2 separate regions of the Homo sapiens genome follow, and region 1 is linked to region 2. Evidence: chromatin contacts called from ENCODE Hi-C or POLR2A ChIA-PET data. All regions are on one chromosome and are shown on one strand. Each heading gives the region's core, a stretch centred on a gene start or an enhancer-like site at or near the end of the contact. The rest is flanking DNA. Distances are from core to core; before and after follow the strand shown.

Region 1 (4,475 bases), core at 979-3,478, 280 kb after region 2:
TGCTAGATGTTGAAAAACATGTATGCAAATAAGCAAATAAAAGTTTTTAAGCTCTCAGACTTAAATATTTACATTACCATAAATGTACAAAGATAAATGTTTATATGAGTACACGTATAATGCATTCCAGGAACATATTTTTTAATGTGATTGTCGGCAAACAGTTATGAAGTGGCATTATTTCTTCATGGGCCTTCAGGGTAGACTCTTAAAAATGAATTTTGAATGTTAATAGGCTACAAACATTATTGTGAAAGTTTCTGTATACTATCAACTGGATAAAACGAATAGTTGAGGTATCATAATAGTTCAAAGTGATCTTATCTTTTTCTTTCACCAAAACACTTCTCTTCCAACCCTAGAACACAGCCACACATAAATTTTAGCCTCTAAGTTGGGACAGGAGATGGGGGGTAGTGAGGGAAAAGAAGGAACATACATTAAAAAGCCTTAAAGAAAATAATTTGACATTTTTTCCCACATAATGTAGTCATGTTAGAGAATCCAAAATAAAGACATGATAAAATATTTCCCTTTCCCCCCCGACAGCAATGAAAAGGGGATGTTTGTTTTTTCACATAGTTTGTGAGTTGGTCATATCCAAAATTCACTAGCAATGCTATGACTTCTACTTCCATTGTTCATCTCTGGGCTGAGGCTATAACCCTCAACTTTGAAGCCAAGAAAATGTACCATATCTGCCATTACAGTTTACTAAATAAGTCACCAAAGAGAAGTCCCAGGCAAGTCAGAAAGTAATTAGGGTCGTCAGTGAATTGAGCTATCTAGAAATGCTCTGAGATTACGAGAGAAGCCATCATGAAGTGAGTATCCAAGATTGCTCATGGAAAGTTTTACCCCGGTGGATAATTCACGTTTTTCACTTCCACACTGCAGAGAGCAATATGGGTTCTCTGACTATACACATCACTACATCACTTCATTTATCGGGGGAAAAAAAAAGACGCTGTGGCTGAACAAAAATCAGTAAGTAGGCCCCAAAACAGAATCCTCAAGGCAATCCCAATTCAGGTGAAAAGCTGTTCACGTACATCATCCAATGACCTAAAAATAGTCTTTTATGTAAGTCTCTAAGTATTTAATTCAACGTATGATCTTACCACATTCAACAGAGGCAGAAAAAAAATCAATTAGGTTTTCTATAGCAAGGCCAATAAAGATGAAATCATAGTTTTCCTCTAACTCATCACTACCCCCTCAACGTCAGCCTTCCAATAACTCCATTCCACAGCTCTCAAATTCCTGAACTTGGATCTTTAAAAAACAACGAATCGCAAAAAGTAACATTTAACAGGCCAGAGGCAGGCGGGGGAGGAGGGTCTCTCCCGGTGCTCTCAGCAATCTTTAACGTAGCCAAAGGAGGAAAAAACGAAATCAAGCTCCCAGACGGATGGTGCATGCGACGAGAGGGGAGGGGGCAGACGCGGTTCAGACGGCAAGTCCCCATCGAAGGAGGAAAGAAAAGTTGCAAGAACGGATGGGTCAAAGGGCAGAAAAGAAAAAAACTGAGCAGCCGAACCACTCACAACCCCCAAACGACCCCGCCAGCCCACACGTTCGCGGGCTCCCCAGCCGCGGCGCGAAGGGAGCAGGCAGGGAGCCACCCGGCTCCGTCCCGACGCTGCCGGCGAGGCTGCGCCGATGCTCCCGGGTGCGGGAGCGGGCTGACCGTGTGGACCCGGCAGGAGCCAGAGAAGCCCCTCCTGCCCCGGCCTCCCCGCGTCCAGCTCCTCCAGGCTTCACTTTCCCCCGCAACCTCCCAGCCGCGCCCGGGGGCGTCCCTCGCGGCAGGTCCCAACTTTCCTTCCTCTGGGGGGCGTCGCGCTCCCGGGGCCGCCGCCGAGGGAGGGGGCAGGGGCGGCAGGGGGCGCGCGGCACCGGCGGGGCGCGGGGGTGGCCGGGGAGCTAGAGCCCGCGCCGGGCGGGACGCACCGGCCGCCAGAGCCCCGGCGGCGGCGCCACCCAGAACCCGCGCCGCCACCCAGAACCCGCGCCGCCCCGCCCGGATTCCCCCGGGTCAGCGCCCTCAACCCGCGGCAACCCTGGTCCCACAGACGGCGCGTGAGTAGAAGACAACCGAGCGGACGCGGACAGCCGGGCCGCTGTTACCTGAGGGGCGCACACGCCGCCGCGGCGACCACCATCACCGTCCGTCCCGTCCCCTTCCTGGTGACCACGGCCGCCGCCGCCGAGCAACTGACACTGACTAACAACAACTAACTAACTACTCGCCGCGGCCGAGTCCACCGCGCGCTCCCGGCCGCTCGCCGCCCGCCCAGCCCACCAGCCTGCCCGCCTCCTCTCGGCCCCGCGCGCCGCCCCTCCGCGCGCGCCCTCGCCCGCTCGCCGCGCTCCTGGAGCCGTGAGCACGCGCGCGCTCACGGGCCCCGGTCGTCTCCCAGGTCTCCCTCAGCCCCAGCGGGAGGAGTCACCGCCAGGCCCCTCCTCTCTGCCTTCCAACCTCCAGAGGACGAGACCTAAAGGGTGCCTGATTGGCTGCGGAGGGCGGGGCTAAGACAAGGGGCGGGGCTGCCGAGACCTTGGGCCCGCGTGAGGGAAAATTTGGGTTCGATTAAGCCGCAGAGGAAAAGACCAGGGGAGTCTGGGCCCATTTGGGCGTCGGGGCCCGCTAGGTCAGCCGTCATCGAATACAGAATATGTTTTCGAGGACGCTAATATGTAGTCATGACCAATTTCAGTTCTTCTACTTTCTGCGGGCCTTCGCAATAAAAAAAAAAAAACTACATCTCCCAGAAACCTCCACGAAAATAAGGCTCACCTTGCGTAACCACGTAGTCCTTCGCCGCATTGGGGCAAAATAATCCCTTCATTTTTGTGAAGGTACCGTGGAAAATATTTCATTTTTCTTCTCACCGGAGCAATTGTAAATGCTATGCGGTAAGAGGAGTTACCTGTGGAAAGGTGGTTAAGAGATTAGGTAAAGAAAAGGAAAGGACACCAAAATAAAGTGCTGCGGAAGAATTTTTGTCCAGCTGTGAGACGACGAGTGCGTGAAGTGAAGGCGATTGAGAGGGGCTGAGGGAATTGTCCTCTGTGGAAGGGACTTTCTTTTGGCCCTAGGCCCCTTCCTGCCCCTGTCGTCAGCAGGTCAGTAAGCAAGGCGAGCTTGGGGGTGGCCCCAGTCGAGATGCCCTTCACCCCTTGAAGATCACCCCTCTTTTGGTGGTGGTGGTACTGGTTTGTCTCAGTTGGAGGCCGGCTGAATGGGGGCGCCTCAACTTCCGGTTGGGGGAGGGGAGGAAGGCCGTCCTGGGGAGGGGGGACACCCTCACTTCCTGTGGGGGGGTGGTGATGGTTTGGGGGTGTCCGACCCACTTCCAGTGCTGATGAGGGCTTGAAAAGGTGGTGCTTGGTGCCATTCGCGGAGACATTATCTTGCAGCTTGGGGATTGTGTTTTATGTGAAAAGTTAGATTATTCCAAGTTGTGCTGAACACCAACCTGCAGTCAGAATTTATGAGTTTGCTTCCACGTGGAATATGGAGCATTTCCTCCCCAGCAAAATTGTCTGTGTTTTCTTCAAAGAATTCGAAAGCCCTTGTTAAAAATCTCTATGCACCTTTGCAAGACGACATAGCTTGTGTGACTGATGAATTGCCAACACCTGCACCCCTACTCAAGTCCAGCCTTGGCTGGGTGAAGTGTGGTGCCCTCTGCCTTGACATGCAACAGGAAATCTAGCTTCTCTTTTAAGGAGATAACTTTTTATTTAGGGGACTGAATATTTTACATAAAATCTGGGGCATTTTCATCTTAGCAGAATGAAAGTATCACACTGAAGTACTCAAATTTGAGGTTACCTTAACTGATAAAATTGACATCTTAAATTATTAGGACTGTTGATTTTGGGCTACAGGTTTTGCCCTGTGCCTGAGAACAGCTTCTTCAGCCTTAAAAATTCTTATGTGTAGCTTACACGTAACATTTTTGAAAGTTGTATTTTATTACATTTTCCTCCTTTGTAATTTAATTCATCACTGATTTTTAAATGGTATCTGTTCTTTGTGGTTTTAAAGTATAAAGCAAGGGTCATGAGACTCAGCTCAGATTCTAAACAGGAAAAAGTTGGCTCACAAAGGACAAAAGGTCAATAAGAACTTTCTGGTTTTCAGTAGCTCATTTTTAATAAACTATATGTGAGGCGGTAATAAACACTCAATAATTTTGATTCCTTGGTTCTGTTGTCAGATAACACAATACTTAGAAGGGTGTGTGTCTGTGTATTGAAGGAATCAATCTATTTGAAGCTTACTTTGTGAAATCTGAATGTTAGTAATTTTAGTATATATATCAGTGAACCTAGAACTGTATTGTCTTGCAAGAATTTTTGAAGTAATAAGGCCTGTGTACTTTTTCTTTTGGGATTGTACTTAATCTAGCCTCAGACTCTGCGATTATTTTAATTCTATAATAGTTTTTTTAAAAAGCTGTTTG
Region 2 (4,571 bases), core at 1,011-3,510:
GTTTCTTAGATATGATACCTAAAGTATAAGTAACAAAAGAAAAAGTAGATTGGAAGTCAATAAAAATTATAAACTTTTATGCTTCAAAGGACATCTTTAAGAAAGTAAAAAAGACAACTCACAGAATGGGAGAAAATATGTTCAAATTACATATCTGATAAGAGACTTATATTCAGAATATATAAGGAACTCTTTTGAAAAAGATAAATAACCCAAGTAAAAATGGGTAAAAGATTTGCATAGCTATTTCTTCAAAGAAGATATATAAATGGCCAGTGTGTGTGGAAAGATGTTTGGCATCATCACTCATGAGGTAAATGCAAACTGAGACATCATTTCACATCTACTAGGTTAGCTGTAATAAAACACACAGGCAAGTGTTGGTGAGGATGTGGAGAAATTCAAATGCTTATACATTGCTAGTAGGAATCTAAAATGGTGCCACCATCTTGGAAAATATTTTGGTAGTTCCTCAAAAAGTTAAACATACAGTTACTATTTGACCCAGCATTTCGACTCCTGGGTATATACCCAAGACAACTGAAAACATGTCCACCAAAACTTTATATGCAAATGTTCATAAGCAGCAGCATTTATAATAGCCAAAAAGTAGAAACAAACCAGATGTCCATCACCTGATGAATGGATAAATTAAATGTGGTACACCCATACAATTGACTATTATTCAGGCATAAGAGGAGTGAAGTACTGATGTATGTATGCTAAAACATGGAAAAACCTTGAAAACATGGAAAAACCTTGAAAACATTATGCTAAGTGAGAGAAGTCAGTCAAAAATGACCACATATTATATGATTCCACTTATATGAAATTTCCAGAAATATATAAAGGCATAGAGACAGAAAGTAGATTAGCTGTTGTAAGGGGCTGGGGGAAGGGGAGAATGGACAGTGACTGCTAATGGGTTTCTGTTTGGGATGATGAAAATGCTCTGAAATTAGACATTAGTGATGCTTGCAAAATTCTGTGAATATACTAAAACTAACTGAATTGCACACTTTAGTAGGGTGAATTTTATGGAATATAAATTATATCTCAATAAAGAAAATCAACAATCCATTCTTAGAAACAACCATCAATTCAGTTTCCAGTCTTATCTTCTCATTCCTCTGTGCCCTTAACTAAGGATGTAGGGGCTTGGCATTTACTGAATGTTTCCTGTGATGGTGGGGTCTCCTTCCCAAAGCTGCCCCAGCCCTATTTTCTCTTGGCTAATGTGAGACGTCAGACCATGGTTTATTTACAAGACAACAGAAGTATGCTTTGTAATAAGTCCTAATTTTTCAGTTGCTTACCTAGACCTTTCAGAGATGAAGCACCACGGAGAAGGTTAGAAGCAGTGAATTGCACCAGCTGAGGCCCTATCATCCTTGCCTGACAACTGTGACAGTCTCCTATTATTGCTGTCTCCAGTTTTACCTCCCTCACCACACAAACCACTAGAGAGATGTTTTTCAAACGCCAAAGCATTTCATGACACTTCTCTGCTTTAAAAAATTCTGTCCTAAAGATCGTCTTCAAGCAAAGAAAGTGAGCCTTTCATGATCTGGCCCCGATATACCTGTTTCTCGTCGCATTTCCTCTTATATCCTAAGTCAGAGCCACCAAACTACTTGCGGTTTCTCCAGCACTCTTGGCCAATTTTACGCTTCCTTTGTGCTTTGTGTCTTTGCTCATGCTGATCCTCTTCCAGGAATAGTTTCCCACTCCTCTCATCTTTAAATATTCTGCTTCTAGGGAATATTTCTTACTCCACTCCCCAGAATTGACCTTTCTTGGGCCCTCAGATAGACCCTGTGAATATTTCTCTGTAAGCACTTACAACCCTTGACTTGTGTTCCATTCTGAATTCCCTACTGGTTTGCTCATTGAGGGAATGGACTGTGTCTCATTTGTGTACCCAAGACCAAGCAAAGAATCTGGGCTGAGAGCAGAATGGAATAAATAAGAAAACTAGAACATGAACCTATTCTTACCTATTCCAGTGTGGGCCCTGTAAGAAGCTTTATGGGCAGCCATGTTCTGCCCATTTCTCCAAATTAGAAGAAACAAAAATAATCACAGACATGAGAGAAATGGAGAATTCCAAAAGTACCTTTTTTTCTTTTATAACCTCAGAACTGACAAGGGAGAGAAGGTCTATCATCATCAGCAGCTCTTTAATGCTTATCAGAGGAGGTGAAGAACGGCTGATCGTGTGACTTTCTGCCAGCTAGAGAATGAAGTTCAAACTCCTCAGCAAGTTGGTCAAGGCTCTCTGTCTTATCTACCACTATTTCTCATCAACCCTTCCTATGAATCACTCATTTCCTGTTAATATGTTCCATATTTTTATTTTTACATTTTTGCCTTAGCAAGGGTGTCTGTCCTTGGCCTAGCTCAAATGGCACTTACCAAATGAAGCCTTCCCTACTCTCTACTCCTCCACCTCAAACTGGAAGCCACAGCTTCTTCCTCTGTGTTCTCTTAGCACTTTTTGCTTTACTAAAGCATTTTTAGCCTTTTATAAAGTGTGTGTTTTTACATCCCCTCAGAACCTGATGTGATGTAAGGCGCACAGCAGGTATGCAGTAAGTGGCTGCTGGACTGAGAGACAGAGTCAACAGAGTTGGTCATCAATTCAAAATGGAAATGGACAGCCAAGGTAGCAAGGAAATAAAGATAAGTAATGTGGCTTCTCTTCCCAAATAGCAGGATACGATCTCCTGGGAGCTAAGGAGATTTCCACATGAGAATCAGAAACTTATGCGTTCCAAATGAAACCACAAACATTCCACAGCCCATGCAAGTAGGTCAAGCCATTCTCCTAAGTCTAAAACTGGTTTGCGCTTTTAGTTTTTTTCCTCCAAGAAAGACAAGTTCTCCTAACTGAATTCCAATCATTTGGGTCAATGTTTTAAAAGCTTGGTATCTTAGCTGTTTTTATTTTAAACTTTTAATCCTGTACATTCCTGTCAAGCCCCTGGGACCAGACACCAAGCTCAGCTTTCAGCAGGCCTAATATAACATCACATACTCTACATTTTTGTGGCATACCAGTGTTCTAAACAGAAAAAAATAGATTGTGTTCTAAATCTTGCCTTGCTATATGCTAAAAACATTCTTTTGGACAAATATGTTTGACTAAACCACACTCAAAACTTACTTTTCTCTTTTTCTGAGCTTCCATAATCTACCTCTTTACTTTCTCCCCACTTAAAAATGTCTTCAGGCCAGGTGCGGTGGCTCATGCCTGTAATCCCAGCACTTCGGGAGGCCGAGGTGGGTGGATCGCCTGAGCTCAGAAGTTCGAGACCACCCTGGGCAACATGGTGAAACCCCATCTCCACTAAAATACAAAAAATTAGCTGGGGGTGGTGGCATGTGCCTGTAGTCCCAGATATTCGGGAGGTTGAGGCATGAGAATCGCTTGAACCTGGGAAGTGGAGGTTGCAGTGAGCCACCATCATGCCACTGCACTGCAGCTTGGGCTACAGAGTGAGATTCCATCTCAAAAAAAAAAAAATGTCTTCAGACTGACGGGCCCTATATCATGTTCTGGAAAGCAAACAAATGTTTGCTTATGACCTGGTAGGTAATCATTACAGTCTTAGGGTGCTAGGGATAAAGAACACTAACAATGACCCACTTGTGCAGGAGTAGCATGATTTCCTGGTTGATCTCTCTGCCTCCTGTCATCTCATAGGTAGCTCACAGAATCTTTTAAAAAATCCTGATTGTGCCTCTACTCAAAATTCTTCAGTGGCTCTCCATTTGCTACAAGTAAAAGATATGCCTTTTGTGACCCTCTTCCAGACTCCTCCAGGCAAAGGCTTTCATTAAACCTTTAAATATCTGCATCACAGCAACTATCATGGTCCTAAGAGTCCAGCCCCATGTCTATCTCTCCCAAAGATCAGAAGTCCTTGAAAAATACATTAGTATTCCCAGCACTTAGCCTGGTACCAGGGAGATAGTTGGTGTTCAACAAATGTTTGCTGAATAAAAGCATTAAAACCCAAATAAATAGAACTTATCTTCCTATTTAAACTATAATTTCAATCTTCGTCCCTAATTTTCTCCCCAGGGCTCAAAACAAGTAATACAGATGAGAAAGAGAAGGGAGAACAAAATAAGAGACCATCGCCTCCACTAGTGCATAGCGGGGAATACAAAGAGTTTATAAACCACACACCATCACTGTGCAGCAGCCTTGTCAAATGAATAGGGTATCTCATTGGCTGAACCTAGCGCTCAGTGCATCATCCCCCTCCAGCAGGCATCAGCAGCTTAGGAGGAAGGGGCCTAATCTACCTAGGCATTATTACTGTGCTGAGGCCTACCATAGTCAAATATAAGCAACAACTGGCAAATCACAGGGGATATCAACTTCATGCCAAACAATAAAACGAACCTGATTTCCAAAGAAAACTTTGGGTTTAGCCTCAAATAAACAGATATAAAGACCATTTTAAAGAATGTCAGTCGTATAGCAGCTGGCTGACTTAATTTTTGTAAGTCCTCATTAGTGGAAACCTCTCCAAAAACAGAGATTATTTTTTTGGGGGTAA

Evidence for each region. Hi-C counts contacts between places; a loop is a spot of excess contacts on that map. ChIA-PET counts read pairs that join two places held with the same protein, here RNA polymerase II (POLR2A). Pooled maps may share reads with other maps.
Region 1: a pooled map shows a loop between it and region 2 (6-fold over the local background). The contact joins the promoter of PEAK1 here to the enhancer-like site in region 2. A Hi-C loop is called at or near these places in 2 of 50 pooled maps. POLR2A ChIA-PET finds 5 or more read pairs at or near these places in 2 of 52 experiments (AG04450 and BJ).

The regions. Positions count from the first base shown.
Region 1 is chr15:77,417,876-77,422,350 of GRCh38, forward strand. It overlaps PEAK1 (pseudopodium enriched atypical kinase 1), which reads right to left and starts at 2,229. Exons shown (of 10, transcript NM_001385026.1): 1 at 2,131-2,229. HMG20A (high mobility group 20A) reads left to right here and starts at 3,013. Exons shown (of 10, transcript NM_001304504.2): 1 at 3,013-3,129. RefSeq lists silencers at 1,615-1,824, 1,835-2,004, 2,255-2,574 and enhancers at 3,025-3,074, 3,465-3,514.
Region 2 is chr15:77,141,936-77,146,506 of GRCh38, forward strand. All of the region lies in intron 8 of PEAK1 (pseudopodium enriched atypical kinase 1), which reads right to left. Among named protein-coding and RNA genes, the nearest start is that of TSPAN3, 73 kb to the left of the region's middle. Within about 2 kb of position 2,261, at least 4 of the 41 ENCODE cell types and tissues checked have a DNase peak (open chromatin) inside an H3K27ac peak, as active enhancers do.